Regions from separate parts of the Mus musculus genome. Here region 2 is linked to region 1. Evidence: chromatin loops called from intact Hi-C (ENCODE). Cell type or tissue: heart. All regions are shown on one strand.

Region 1 (8,000 bases):
ACCATGCCCATTACTGCCACACAGAATAAATATTAAGATTCTAATATGATCTCTCGCCATATTCCCATGCACTCACTATTTATCTGCCTGGCCAATTTCCCAGGTCCTACCTTGGAAGGTAATACACACAGCAGGATGGTTCACCCTGATTTTCTAAGATTGGAAACCCACATAATGTATTAGCACGTAAGTCACTGTGCTGAAGTTGACAGAAACTAGAGTCAGATGGGAAAAAGGGACCTCACAGAAAAATTGCTTCTATTAGACAAACTGGCCTGTGGGCATGTCTGTGGGACATTTTCTCGATTAACTATTATGTGTATGTAGGGGGGTGGAAGCCCACTGTGAGTAGTGCTATCCAGTGGTAGGTGGTCCTGAGTTATATAAGAAGGAAAGCTAAACAGTACAGAAAGGAAGTCATAGCAGAGTTCTCTCACTCTAAGTCCTCACTTTGGCTTCCATCAAAGGACAATAACTTGTAAGCCAAAGAAATTCTTTTCTGCTCCAAGCATCAGTGTTTTATCAAGGGAATAGATATGAGAAGGGAGCACAACTGATTTTTTTCACTGTTACACCGATTTGTGCTCAATAACTACTTGGGTAAATTAATGGCCATTGACATACCAAAGAATTATACCATATGTCAAAGAAAAGAATTTATATCCAGCTTCTTCTGTTGTGTGAAGACATATAAGACACCTTGTGTGAAGGTACACACCTATAATACCAACACTAGGGAGGTTGAGACAAGATTTCAAATTCAAGACCAACCTAAAACTACACAATGAGGCCCTGTCTTTAAAAAGGAATGAAAGAAAATTACAATAATGTCACAGGGTTATGCATTTCCATTTTACTGTTTTAGAAATTTGTTCAGAGATCCAGTCTCATGTAACCAAGGGTGGACTTGAACTTGTAATCCTACCTCTACTTCTCAAGTGCTAGGATTACAGGTGTGATTTGGTACTCACATTTTATAATCTCAGGATTATCCTATTTCAAACTAGAAATTAAATGTCATGTTTTATGTCCATATACACTGTTTTTTAAAATCACATATAAGCACTACAATTTTACAATGAAAAGAATCTCTAAGTTAAAAAAAACCTACAGATGTATACTTCAAGGGATTAAAGCAGATATCAATAGTAGGGCATATGCAGAGAAGCTTGTGTAAGGCTCTGGTTTTAATCTCAATCAGGGAAAGAAGAAAGAGTGGCAAATAACTGCTCAAGACCTAGTTAAATCTCAGATTCATTTATATGAGTGTATTCAATTCCCTATTACCCTTATAAAAAGAGAGAGGTGGCACAAGTAGTCCCAACTAATAATGTCATAATTCTTTTCCTTAGCAAATAATATCCAAAAATGTTTATTCTGACCTACAATTCAGTATCATCTAAATTATCTGAAAGCATGCCAACTGATGACTGGAAGAAGTGTCCCAGACACTATCAGTCCAAGATTTAACATGTGCCACATGATGCACTAGCAAAGTACACTAAGTAGAAATTACTGCAGGGGAGAAAAGAATGCAAAAAGATTTCTTGCCTAAAGAATACCATCTAAATATTTAATGTAAAATAAGGCCTCAAACGAATACCTTGAAATAAAAATGTATTTAAAGACTGTGAGTCAAAAAGGTATTCTACCTAGAAGCCACCTGAACAAATAGCCAAAGCTCTTTGAACCTTAGTTTTCTAATGTTGATCAAGAATGAATCAAAGTTAACCTATGTCTTCCAAGGTTGTCATCTAGCTAATTTACTGGGTATAAGGCAGCTGCTCAACACTGCAGCCTAGCACCTGACTCCTCATCTATCAGACAGCAGTATAAGTATTTATCTAACAAGACTGTTTTAAAATTAAACCATATCTTAAAGTACTACCTCGGCCTAAAGAAACCTAGTACAAGTGTTAGCTACTGGTAGCATATCAGCATGACTAGTCCAAAACCAAGTTACCACTGTACCGTTGGATTATGCCATCTTTGCTATGTGTTTAAAAAAAAAATCTTTGAATAAATTAATCTACTTTAGTAAACAGATATAGAAGAGCTCCCATAACCAAAACACTTTATGCTAACTCTGGGAAACAAACTAAACACATGAGAAATGTTCTAAAGTGACTACTGTTCATGAATACTGGCAAGATATATGTATCGACACACCCATTTGAAATAAACAAATCCAGCCTATAAATTAGACGCTAATGTTATGTCTATTCTTCTTTGCCCCCTAAAGATCTCAAAATAACTTAATAACCCAACATAGCAAATTCAAAATACTTAGTATTTTGAGATCTGCAGCTCAGAGCAAAAAATATCTTTCTCTAAAACTTTTGCCACATAGTTACAATAGTTCCAAAGTGCTGTTACAGTCTAGGATGCCCAAAATATTAACAATTCATACACTATACACCAGGCAGAAACTGCTAAGCTGTGCTATAAAAGAATAACCAAAAATAATAGACAGGATATAAAGACCAACACAAGTGTTTTCAGATAATATAGTCTTTTGCTTTCCTTAAACAGGGAAAAGAAAATTACTGGCTCTTAACAACTGAAGCATCAATACTTAGTAAGAGTGATAATCCAGGCTTTTCCCTAAGGAGACTAGGAATAATATGAAAAACCCATCACTCTGTACTTCTCCATCAATTACTGTTTACTAAGTAAAGATAAATGGTTGCTTCAAAGTCAAATAATCTTGAACATGGCACAATTCCACACACCTTATTTTTAACCTATTTTCAGAAAGCTCAGAGAAATGAATTTTTAAACTCCATTAAACATCACCTATACCATGTAAGAAATCAACTGCCTTCACTCTTTGCTGGAACAACCAAAAGCAACTTATTAACCTAGCCCCCCTTGATTAAATGGTCTCCTTCTTAGTGAAGAAAAAAGTATATATACTCTGTGCATTTACATATAACACTACAGAACCACCAAATGTAGAGCATTTTACAAAGCAAGGCTTTCCTCCAAGGCAGCCACATCACTACTGATGTTATAAGGGATTTTCTAAGTCATCCTGAAAAAAATCACTCTGGGGAAAAAAAAGAATGAGAAATCTTGCTGCTGGGGCAGGGTGAGATGGCCCAAGCATGGCTACTTTAGTTCAATCCCTGAATCCCATGGTGAAGGAAGAAAACAGAATCAACTCCAGAATCACACGCAGACTCCTCCACTTTCACACACAAACACACATCATTAATTTTTTTTTAAAAAGAGAAATCTGTAAAGTGGCTATTCAAAGCCTAAAGTGGTGGTGGTGGTGGGGAACCTCCAAACCCAAGAACAACAACAACAAAAACCTAGTTGCTCAGAAAGAAAAAAGTATTAGAAAATGCTGCTGTGGCCATTACAGGGTGGTATGGCTGCCATGATATATGGCATGTGTGCTCTGAAATGAACTGGAGTTCACCATAACGGACCATGAAAGTCACAGTGCAGAAAGTGCTGTTAGTTCATTTTATAGATGCTGATTAGGCAATTTCAGTTAAACTTTACAACAGACTATCAAATACGCTCCAACTACACTCATCCTCAGCACTAAGCTTCCATTTCTACTACTAAACACAATTAAAACATGAAAAGGATCTGTGTGTTTTTTCTTGGGGTATGCTAATCTAAAATTATGTGCACTAAGGTGCTAGGACACACAAGTGACAAGAGTTCCTTAGGCTACAGGAACATCAGTATACCAAACTATAAGACTCAAAAAACTCAAAATTGATTGGAACACATTTCTCACGCAGCAGGGTTCAAAGGTGTCAGACTTAATACACTTCAGGAGAAGAGAGAAAGTGTCAACGAATGAGAAAACTTTGCTTTATCCAGAACGGGCATTTGGTGGTTCTGCAAGGGCTCAGGCATCCCAGCAGTATGTGGAGTGGAAAGGGATAACAAGGAGTGCTATAAGAGTTGTCAGAGGCAAGAAAAAGTCTCACTAACAGTACAAACAGGTGATGCTGCAAAGCAGGCATGGGATCATTGAAAAGAACACTTTTTGACAAATTTTATGCTCAAGAGAAAAATGAATGTACCACATACGAGGGAGGCGGAGTGGTCCAAAGAAGCCACGAGATTACACACACATCCCGATGGCCACTCTCACGAGACTCTGACAGACATAGATTTGGGTAATTATAATAAAAAGCTGTGTGTGTGTGTGTGTGTGTGTGTGTGTGTGTGTGTGTTGGAAACACACTAAGGCCACACCCTAGGATTGAGCATCTGGACTTTAAACGCGGGGAATTAAAAGTTGAAAGGTCTGGCCTCATAGGTGAAAGACGCAGCGATGGGAGCAAAGACACACAAACCCTCCAGGGGCGCAGGGTGTCCCGGCAAAGCGTGGCATGGTCCGAGGAAAGGAGGGGTGAGGGCCCGGGAGAGCTGGCCCGGAAAGCAGGGAACGCCGGGGCACGGAGGAGCCTGGGAGTCGGGGCGCAGCGGAGCACGGGGGCAGGATGGCAGGCAAAAAAGCCGGGGAGCCGAGAAGCGCCCGGCACGGGGCTGCCGGCTCCCGCACGCGCCGCGGCCCGGGCGGAAGAGCGGACGCCGAGAATGAATGGGCGGAGGCCGGGCCCAGGCAGGGCCGGGAGCGCGCAGAGCGGCCGCGCGGCCCGCCGCGGCGCAAGGGGCGTGAGGAGACGACCGGCCGGTCACTCACCCGCCGCGAGCTCGGGCACTCGGCCGCGCTTCTCTCGGCCGCCGGCGGCTCGTCACGGCGCTAGGGGGAGCCCCGGGCCCGGAGCGGGGCGGCGGCGGCGGCGGCCGGACCGGGAGCCCCTCCGCACCTGCCCCTCTGGCGGAGCCGCGAAGAGCCAGGCGACAGCGGCGACGGCGGCTTGGAGTGGGGAGGGCAAGAGACCCGGATGTACAGGGTAACGGCGAAGGGGGGAGGGGGAGTGCCAGGAAGTGAGGGCGCCGCGGACCTGTCCGGCCGTGCGCATGCGCCGCGCGACCGCTGCGCAAGGTAAAGCCTGGACCGTCCTCCCCGCCCTCTTCTCCCACCCCTCGGGAAAGGGGCGGGGCGCGGCCGGAGACAGGTGGTCCGGCGCGCCCCAAGGAAAGCCGGGGGGCGCGGCCACGCCATACGAGACCACGCCCTCCCTTAAAGGGGCAGCACCTTCGCGGGAGGCGGCGTTCGGGAGGTTGCCAGGGTCTTACTGCGGCGGTGAACAAGTACAAGCTCAAAAAGAGACCAAGGCTCTGAGCTAATTACCCAGGGAGACGCCACATTCCAGCATCCCGCACCTGGAGAGGTCTGGCTCCTGGCAGCAAGCCTTTCCCCTCGGGCCTGGTACTGAGCCTCTCGCGCGCGCTTCCAGAGGCAGCTCTGGCACTAGGCAGGCTCCCCAGGGCCTAGGGAGAAGCTCCGTTATCGCCTGCGATGCTATCGCAGAGACGCCCTTGGGAGGTGTTAAATGATCAGTCTGGGAACAGAAATGAGACTCACTTGATAACGTGGCTTACCACAGGCAGTCTTTTTAGATAAATCAGACCCTTGTTCTGGGGTCGTCGACTCCAGAAACGTCGAGTGGGCTGTAATTCTGATGTGATGTAGAGCTACACCACTTAATTACTTTTCTAATCCTACTGTCACTCTCGGCAAATAAATGCTCCCTTCCCCTCTGAACACACAAAAAAAGGTCTCATCTACTAGTTCATTCGAATCCTGCTGTAAAACTCGGAGCACTAGCAGGGAAATATAAACGTTTAGCACAATTACCTCTCCCATAACTATATTTAGTTTTCTGAGCACAGCACTAAGATGAAAGTAAGGTTTTGAGCATTTTGGGGGTTAAGACCCCAACTGAAAAATCCCATGAAAGTATGGACTTTCTTTTTTTCTCCTTAGGAGGATGCATATATAGACACAAATCTGCATATGATTTTCCAACTCATGAACTTAGGGGCAGTTCGAACCCACAAGCCTACCCTTTACTCCCAACACTCATCATTTAAGAACCGCTGGCCTTGATAAATGTAGCCAGTTAACTCAATCTGGTGTCTTCTACTGTAGTAAGCCTGTCTGCCTCTTCAGTTTCATGAAGACAATATGGTATGCAATCCAGGAGAGCCTGGGGTGGGGGTTGTACATTGAGGGCAAGAATCCTAGATCTCAGATCTTTATACTTCAGGAGGCTTTGGACTCAACACTACATCGGGTTTTCATCATTTTTTATTAAACTATCCTCACCATCCAATAAGGCTTGCTCCATTTACCTGACACACACTGGTATTCATTGGCCCACGAATGTAACACCATGTATCTGACTGGTCCCTCTAAGCAACCACACAACAACTGCAGAAATCTCTCCCATGAACATCCAGTTTAGCTGGAACACCTCCAACCATAAGGAACACTTCGCTACAGTCTTCACCCACTGGCCTTAATGCTATCTGTGGGAATCAGAAGTGGACATTGGCCCTGAGGTGCTTATACTCTGAAAAGAGTTGGCTGGTGACTAAAAACAATGAGACAGGTCTGCTGAGAGCACAAAAGGCTCCTTTCTGAGCAGCTTCCCCCTCATCGACCCAGGACCCATTTTCTGGACATAGCGAGAAACACAAGCAAGCTCCACCATTGCCCATGTGCAGAAAGCTGGCTCAGGAAACAAGCCCCCTACAAGAAAGGCTAAATTTCTTCTTCCACAGTTCTTTCTCCCCCCTTCTGCCTCACCACAATCACATTTCATTCAGCTGAGGCCAAAGGTTTAGAAGTTTTAGATTACAAAAGCAAGCAGAAGGACACCGGGAAGACGTTGGCAAAAGAGGCCTGGCCAGTCAGAGACGCTGCAGTCAGGGCCACTACCTCAGATCTCTGGAATCCTCTCACTACTTACACGGTGCCAAGCATTGTACGCAGCCTTTGACTTGCATTTCCTCCTTTGCTTTTCATAGACACCCATCTGGTACTGTTTTCATGTCCGCTTTGTAAATGAGGAATGCGGGGTTCAGTATGTGACAGTTCCAGGATTCGAACGCAATCTGTCAGCTCCGAGATCTGTCTGATTCTCCACATATATATACTACACTCTGTCTACTTCTCAAATTTCAAAGCACGACGACGATGATGACAGAGCTAAAGGGACGCTCGGCAGTTAGGAACACTTAACTGTTCTTACAGAGGATGTGTGTGTGTGTGCATGCGTGTGTGAGTGTGCGTGTATGTCTGTGTGCATGTGTGTGTGTGTGTGTGCCTGTTTGTGTGTGTGCATGTGTGTGTGCACGTTTGTGTGCGTGCATGTGTTAATGTGTATGTGTGTGTGTGTGTGTGTGTGTGTGTGTGTGTGTGTGTGTGTGTGTTTGTGTATCAGGATCCATCACTCACATCAGGCCACTCACAACTGCCTTCCATTTTCCACTCCTAAGAAATCTGACACTCTCAGGCTTTTCACAGGCACCTGTATCCACATGCTTACACCTATGTGTATGTACACATACACACAAATGAAAATGAATAAATCTTTATAACATTAAGATAAACTGTTGGGTTCAATCAACGTTTTGTGCTATCCCTTCTACTATATCCCAGGATTCATGGGAAGGTCTGAGGTAGAGAACACATGGTCCCTCTTTGAGGTCTCTGGAGGTTTCTATAAAAGAGCAAGAGCTTGGAAATTGTAACAGAGAATGTTGTAATGTATGTTGTAAGAAGGAGCCATCTCTGCTTGGAACAGCTCTGAAGGTTTTGCCAAAGCTGGGGGACCTTTAGAGTTGGTCCTGAGGAACTGAGGCAAGAAAACGGGGCAGCAAGGGAGCAAGAGAAGTCTGTGAGACATCTGGGATAGGAGAGAAGGACAATAAAAAGCCAAAGCCACCGCAAATCTTAACACAGTGACAGGAAAAGATACTTGTAACGAAGGGAGAAACAGAATCTGATATATTTCCTATCAAGACCACTTGGTACAGGATGTCCAAATGGACCCACTGTGGGAGACAATAGAGGCCAGGAGGCCAGCAGAGAGGCTCTGGAGGGGTCCAAGTTG
Region 2 (8,000 bases), 63 kb after region 1:
ATGCACAAGCTGTCCACTGACCCCTCACAGGTCCTTCACCCACATTCCAAAAACACATTTCCTTTGCTCTTGCCACGAAAGGGAGCCTGTCGAAACACAATTTCTTTCTTTCTTCCTTCCTTCCTTTCTTTCTTCCTTCCTTCCTTCCTTCCTTCCTTCCTTCCTTTCTTTCTTCCTTCCTTCCTTCCTTCCTTCCTTCCTTCCTTTCTTTCTTTCTTTCTTTCTTTAAATAAGCCCTGCAACTCCTTTAGTAGTTTCAGATTGTCTTAAATATTATAAAAGCCACTCTGGGCCACATTTCTTCCAGCAGACTTCATCCACTTCGATTATTTATATATTTATGAACGATACTCATGGAGCAGATGGCAGCTACTAAGGCTTCGACAAGTGGGGGCAGGAATGAATGGGACAGAATGGAAGCTGAGTGAATGACTCGTCCGATTCGTCTTCCCGACAAGCTCTGATGGAACCATCTCCCACTCAGTGGAAGCCCAGACACCAGCCGGTCAACAATTGGATGAGAAGAACACTCTTGGGCTTCCAAGTGCTTGCAGAATCCAGATCTTTCTAGGAATAGCCCGCTAGCCCAGAGCTGCTTCCCAAAGCAGAACGGGAGGGAGGAGTGGGGGGGTTACGGGGGACAGGATGGTGACACTAGATGAGGACAGAAAGAGCCTCATAGAGGGGAAGCAAAAACATTTACTGAGCACCTACTGTGTGCAATACTGGTCCATCAACCTCTGTGTTGATCCCAACGCCACCTCCAGATGGCCAGCATGACTCTCCACGTTACAGATGATGAGGGTTCAAAGAGAAAGGAAGGATTGCCCACAAGTGGGTACTCTGATCCCCAAACCCACACTCTCAGTGCCTCTGGAACTAGAAATGGATGGCGGGGGTGGAGGGTGGGGTGGCAGTGGGGTACAGGTAATTGTCCCTTATCTATATCCTTGACGAGGAAGTTATCTTTCAACCTAAGGCCATCTAGCCTTCAGGTCTATCTGAAGTCTAAATTCTGAAGTTCTACTAAAAACAATTTATACTGGGTCCACTTGAGACACAGGGGAAGTCAAGTCTTGGCTAAAAACAGGAAGAAGATACACGGGTTCAGGAAGATAAGGGAGGGGTGTCACCAACACATAGAGGGTGGATGGGTTATGAGAGAACCAGAGAGAAAGGTGGGGGGTAACATGTATTGGCAAGCCTCTGTACCCGGGGCTATGGATACACAAGAGCTCACACTCCGTCTTCAGCAACCTATAAAAAAACACCCCCTCTTAGGAAAGTTAGTAGCCCTCCCTCCCTGGCCTCTTCCCGTTTTGTCTCTGGAAGTTTCACTGCAGCTAAAACAGAGAGGGGCTCCTACAATCGTTTTGTCTATGCTCTGACAGGCAAGACTGCCACTACTATTGCCATAATTGGTCTTGTTCTCGGGACTTCCATCACATAACTGATGCAGATTCAAGTGCACGACTCATCTGCCCATTTTACAGATGAGAACACTGCACAGAACCTTGGATGCACATGAGTGAGCAACAGAAAAATGGGTTTACATTTGGATCCTACTCTCTTATGAGTACCCTGTGCGATGGGCAAGGGCTAGAACTAGCTCACCAGTTTGCAGGCAGGAAAAGGGGGCTTCAAGGTGATAGTGATGTAAGACCACCTGCTGACCACTCAGATGAACTGATGTTATGGGTGTTTGTCTGTGTCAGACAGCAGCTCATCACATAGCACAGGCTGGTCTCGAACCAGTGATCTTCCTGCCTCAACATCCATAGTGTTACATTACAGGTAGGCACCACCACACCCAGTTCACGCAACCAGTTTAAATCTACACAGCACAGCCTCAGACAGATTTGTTAAAGATAGCCAAGTGCCCACACCACCAAAGCCACAAGAAAGGTGGTTTCTCCAATCAAAGAGATGGCAGAGATGCTGGACATGCAGCCACAATCTCCTGGCATCAGTGTCTCTTAAGAGCCCTTTCTGTGCACCCGTCTCGAGATGTAAGGCCCGCCAGGGACTAGGAGCCATGACTTTACTTCAGGAAGAACCACCAGAGAACAACATCAAGGTCACTTTGATGCCAGATGCTGACCTTGGGATGTAGACAGAATGTATTCACAAAGCACAGAGGGGGAGCCATCACTTTCTCACTCATTCAGAACACAGGTCCATCTTTCCCAGGATAAGCCAGACACAGTTGTCAAGGTGACACAAAGCCATTCAGGATGCAGAGGACCACCAGAACCCCAGGCTAGATTTGCAGCCCTAAGGTCCTGCACCTGCCTCTCCCAGGCTGAGTAACAGGAAGCCCTGGCCTCACACCAAGTCTGGGTGAAATGGAAAGATTCTCTCTTGCCACACAGGTGACTGTGGCCACCATGTGCATTAACAAGAGCTGTGTAGCAGTGTCTCTGAATGGAGGAGCTTGCTTGCCTCGGTAGTAAATGAATGGAAGTGACCAGGGACACAGTGCCACACACCTGTGGTCTCAGAACTTGGGTAGCAGAGGCTGGAACATTCACAAGTTCTGGGCCAGCCTGTGATACATCATAAGGTCCTGTCTCAACACGTCAAGAAATTAACAAAGCAAGAAGCAGTCGCTCTCAGACTTCAGAGACATGCACACAAGGCTTTGGATGTGAAAAGAAAGAGGGGGGAAATGGCTGTTAGACAAAGCAACATTTCCTTAAAATTTCCCAAAGTGCACAAATACCTCCCTCCTCTCTCTCTCTCTCTCTCTCTCTCTCTCTCTCTCTCTCTCTCTCTCTCTCTGTGACACACACACACACACACACTCATAATCTACAGCATACTTATTACAAAGTGCCTCCAGGAAGAAAGCCTAGCCAGGTGACCTGTTCTGCAGGCTCCACCACAGGAGAAAAAGCCACCTCCCCCAGCCTCCTTCCCAGTTACATGGAGCCCAGGGCCTGGGAAATCATTCCAGCTGGCAACCCTGCCAGCCACCTCCACTGTCATCGCAAAAAAAAAAAAAAAAAAAAAAAAGCTTCCTTTTTCTCCACACTGAATACAACCCTCCAAGAATAGGGAGAGTCTCAATCAAAATCAGAGTGGAAGCTTCCTCAGAGGGAGTCCCTATTTCCTCCAGGGATCCGCGGATTTCTGGAGGCTGAAGTAACAAAACATGGCTCTGGTGATGATGGGGTGGAAGTTAAGGGCAAAGAAGGCAAAAATGAGGAAGCCTACGGGCTCACTTCTCAAAATTTACCAGCCACCAATTCATTTCACAACTATCTATAGGAAGCCTCCCTGTGCTCCCGCCCGGCACGTGTCTTAAGGGATGAAGGCATTAAAGGGGAGGTGACATTCCCACCCTGAACCTCAAGGCCAGGAAACCTAGTCCCATTTACTGCAGGCCAGAACTGAGAGCGGCCCATTTTACAGACACAAGGAGCCGAAAGACCCAGAGAATGCAGACAACTTGGCCAAGGTCACAAAGCTTGTGAGTGGTAGGACCAAGAATTAGACAGAGGTGCACAGCCACGTGACTCTCCCTGCTGCGCCACCTTCACACTCAAGCCCTCCCCCACCCCTCCATTTCTAGCGGCAGGGTGGGGATCTGAGACAACCCCCTAGGGCTCTGCTTGCAAAGGAAGTCCGGGTTCCTCTTTCCTCCCACCCCAGACACAAGACCCACATTCAGAGGACACACGGATTCCTTCCAGACCTACTGTGTGTGCACGACCCCCAGAAAGCCCTGTGGGCTCCAAATGCCTCCACCTCTGAACACTAAACTTCCATTTTTCAAAAAAAAAAAAAAAAAAAAAACTGATAATGATGATGATGATGCCGATGATGATGAAAACATAACGGGCAAAGAGGAAGTGCTGTTTAAACGCCGGCGGGGGTCGGAGCAGAAGGAAGTCAGGCTGGTGCGAGTCTATTCGCCCTTTTGGTTCCTCAATTCAGCCTCCTGGCCTGGAACCCCCACCCCCACCCCCAAAATGAAGTTAGCGGAGGGCAGCGCGGAGCCCGGGTCAGGCCCTGCAGCGCTCACCTGGCCTGCAAGAGGGGTGTGCCCGGGGACAACCACTCGGACCCCGCGCCCCAGCCTCCCAGTGCACAGCGCCCCAGGCGCTCGCTCGCTCCCTCCCTGCAGCCCGGTGAACCAGGGCGGCGACGCCGCAGCAGGCTCCCGGCCGGCCCTGCACGTACCTGGCGGCCCGACGGGCGGGCGGGCGAGCTGGCGGCGGGAGCCTGCGGTGCACACACGCCGCTTCCGGGTCGGCGGCTCGCGCGTCCCCGCCGCAGGTTCGCGAGCGGCCCCGCCGCGGCAGCAAGCGACAGCAGCAGCAGCAAACGGCAGCAGCAGCGGCCCGGCCCCGGCGCGGCCAGAAATCGCTATAAAAGGAAGAGGCGGCGAGGAGGAAGAGGAAGCGCTGTTTACCTTCGCAGCCCAGCCCGGCGCCGCACAAAAGGAGGACGCGACGCGCCGCCCCCCGCGCCCGGGCCCCGCCGCAGCACGGGCCCCGCGTCACCGCGCCCGGGACCGCCCCGCACCGCCCCCGCCCCAGCCCGCACAGTGACCTTGGGCGAGTCCCGGGCGCCTAGGCCCGACCCCCAGGGCGCCGGGTCCCCGCGGCCCCTCCCTCACCTGGGACGAGGGGTCGAGATGCGCTCGGCTCGGGCGCCACCTGCCTGGCTGCCCCTGGACCGCGGGAGCCGGGCAGAAAAACACCCATGGGGTCCAGTGGTGCAAGCCCGGGCACCAATAAAGCAGAGGCGATGCGAGGAGGGGGTCTGGGCTACCCACACGGTCACACGGTCGTCCCAGGACTTGTGATTTAGCGAAGGGGAAACTCCCCAAATACCATCTCCTTGTTGGGATTTTTGGTGTGGGGACCCCTGTCCTTCCCTTTGCCTAGGACATCATTAAGGGGCATTTTCCCCCTCTCCTTTACTCCTCTGCCCTCAAGTCCATGTCATCGTTATCTTGATTTTCAACCAGATTTTTCAGGAATATTTAATGTTCCGTGAAATATCTTTTCCCTGACCTCTAACGTGGTATCAAAAGGGTTACATCCACAACTTTTGCCCCTCCTTCTCATTCTTATCACCCCTCCACCTGTGCTAGGGGCTTGGGGGTACAATATTGGGGACTGATTTACCTTGGACTATTTCATCTTTAACAAAGGGGTGTGTCCAGATTTTCCTTAACCTGGGCCAATTCGGGGAACTTGGGGTTGCTGAGGCCTCCAGGACGGTTCTCAGGGAATTTTTTTGATTGCAAAAAAACTTTGTAGTGCTGGGTAGAGCCACTCTGATGATGAAAGCTTGCTTGCACTGGGACAAGCGAGAAAGGGTGTGTGGCCCACTTGGCATAGCAAACCCAAAGGGAAAGCAGAAGTGCTTTCTAGAAGTCTCTGGAGGTTTTTAGGCCAAGGGAAGAATTGCCTGGGAGGCTAAGGGCCTGAGTTCAAGTCCTCCCTGACCATTGCACTTCATGACCCTGGTCCAACATCAGAGCCTGCCAGGGCATCAGAACTCTTGGCTCTGGGGAGCAGATGCCATCTTAACAGTGTAAGAAGTGGTCTGAATATTGAATCAACGGTCAGCTATAAAGTTGAGGGGACAGCAGAAGAGGTTTTAAACCTGGGCACAGCAGAGAGCATGCAAAATGGGAGGGCCTCAGTCTGGAAGTTCAGAGTGAACCAGGTGCCAGAGGCTGTGCCCACCTCACTTAGCTCTCACCACAGTCCATGAAGCAGCCTGCCCAGAGTTACACATGAAGAGGCTGAAGCAGGGACAGATGGCATCAGCCTGAGGTCATGCCTATCACATACCAGAGGAGCCAGGCAAGCACCCAGGTTGTGTCACTTGAAGCCCAAGGACGTGCCCAGTCTGAGCCATGTGAAATGGAACAGACTGTAATGAGTCTATATACAGAACCTAGAAAGGCTATGACCATTGCTGCTGCTCCTATTGGAATAAGTGTTAAAAGACTCAAGGACCTAAGAAGCTGGGGGGACTTCAAACAGCTTAGGGCAATTGGAGTGCAGCCTGAGTGTGGGCAGGAGGCAGGGAAGAGCAGGGGAAGAGGAGGGCATGGTCAGGGGTCTACACTTAGCCTGTGTTCCACTGAGTTCACCACTTGCTAGCTTGAATTCCAACCAGTCATTCCCATGTGTCTCAGATAGGAAAGTCTGTTCCCAGATTCAGAGGCTGAGTCTTGCTTGTTCAATCAGACTCTGGTATGCTTGTCAGATGCAAGCAAATGGAGAGCTGGAAAGAGTGTTTTCAGAGTCTTTGTGGCAAGTCTGTGGTGGCCTGAGAGATCAACCCTGACAATAAATAGTGAACTCCAACATCCTGTAAGGAACACTACCTGCCATTCCCAACGACACAGGCACAGGCACGTCATGTACCCCCTCCCCGGCCCCCCCCACTGTCACTCGTCCATCTGTAAATGGATATGATAATGTCACCTTCCTTCCGGTATAGGAAGGACTGACTACATGAGATGATGAATTTTACATGATTTGCCAACTGTGGTGCCATCTTTTTATCTTAATATTAAAATCTGGATCTCATGGCATCTTTCGAGCAAAAACTTGTATTTCCTTTGTGTGTGTGTTTGCAGGAGCGGATGCTGCCCTGCCTAAAAATCGACAGAAGGTGAAAGTCAGGTGACTCAGGCACTTACTGTTGTCCTGCTGGGTTAGTAGTTTACAATTAAACACATGCTGCATCCCAACATGACCAAAGCAAACTCAGGGAAGGCCTCTTGCCTGTTTGTCTGGCTCCCCTCCCCTCTGGCCCTACAGATCCCAGAGATGATGCAGAAGCTGCTAAACTAGATGGAGCCCGGCCAGATGCTGTGCGGGGACACAGTAGTGCACACGGAAGATGCCTGCAGATGGCTCATCAGCACATCAGGCCGGATGGACATCCTTCTCCGTGATGTAGCGTGTCCTGCTGTATGTAGCATGAAGCTAAAGCTGGAACAGTGGTTCTCATGGACAGCACAAGGAGTTTGAGCCTTCCAAAGCCCAGGAATCAGAGGTTCGAGGCCAGCGGGGCCATGGAGCAAGGCCTTGTCTCAAAAACACAAAATCTGTGGGGTGCAGTGGCACATGCCTTTAAAGCCAGTGCCCAGGAGGCAGAGGCAGGAGGATCTCTGTGAGTTTGACAGTCTGGTCTACATAGTGAGTTCCAGGCCAGCCAGAGCCACACAGTGAGACCCTGTCTCAAGAAAAACAAAACAAAACAAAACAAAACAAAACAAAACAAAACAAAACAAAACCAACCAGATAACCAAACAACATGTGTCCTGTGGGGGCTGCTGGGGACTGCTGGACTAGGGAGCAGGAAGCGTTGGAAAGTGAGTGTGTGATGTGTAAAGGGTTTCCTTTGAGATAATAAATTCATGCTTTAATCAAATCCCAGGGATGGATAGCCATGAAGAGCGCATGGAATGTCTCGGAACAGCTTTCGAATCTGGGCTCTGTAGATGTTACATGAACTACGTTATATTAGAGTATCCCATTGTATCTGCAACCAGAAATGGATCAGAGTGGGGGACTCTCGGCAAGCAAGTGTGGTGGGAAGTCCTCGGGAGGGGTCACTGCCTTTTACAAATAGTTCTACAGCAACTAAAACTAAAACAAGACTTATTAACTCAGAACATGTATCAGTGTTACCTGACTGAGTTTGTGTTTTTAGGAAAATAAAGAATGAAATACCATTCAGATACTTAAGAGAGTTTTTTTTTTTTCATTTTTTATTAGGTATTTAACTCATTTACATTTCCAATGCTATACCAAAAGTCCCCCATATCCACCCACCCCCACTCCCCTGCCCACCCACTCCCCCTTTTTGGCCCTGGTGTTCCCCTGTACTGGGGCATATAAAGTTTGCAAGTCCAATGGGCCTCTCTTTCCAGTGATGGCCGACTAGGCCATCTTTTGATATATATGTAGCTAGAGTCAAGAGCTCCGGGGTACTGGTTAGTTCATAATGTTGTTCCACCT

The links. Hi-C counts contacts between places; a loop is a spot of excess contacts. Peaks named below come from ENCODE experiments on the same cell type or tissue, not always from the same donor. Only the 100,000 strongest peaks of a DNase experiment are listed, where the experiment ranks them.
Region 2: a loop joins it to region 1, with 2.3 times the contacts of the local background. A loop is called at or near these places in 14 of 42 quality-filtered maps.

Annotation. Positions count from the first base shown.
Region 1 is chr15:63,993,223-64,001,222 of GRCm38, forward strand. The region is part of intron 2 of Cyrib (CYFIP related Rac1 interactor B); the gene reads right to left. Among named protein-coding and RNA genes, the nearest start is that of Gm25628, 29 kb to the right of the region's middle. In heart, a CTCF peak has its summit at 4,744; a DNase peak (open chromatin) is centred at 4,979; H3K4me3 peaks cover 2,568 bases; H3K27ac peaks cover 2,242 bases.
Region 2 is chr15:64,056,010-64,064,009 of GRCm38, forward strand. It overlaps Cyrib (CYFIP related Rac1 interactor B), which reads right to left and starts at 4,439. Exons shown (of 13, transcript NM_001360036.1): 1 at 4,186-4,439. In heart, a CTCF peak has its summit at 4,676; DNase peaks (open chromatin) are centred at 3,192, 4,322, 4,672, 5,822 and 1 weaker place; H3K4me3 peaks cover 1,891 bases; H3K27ac peaks cover 1,766 bases.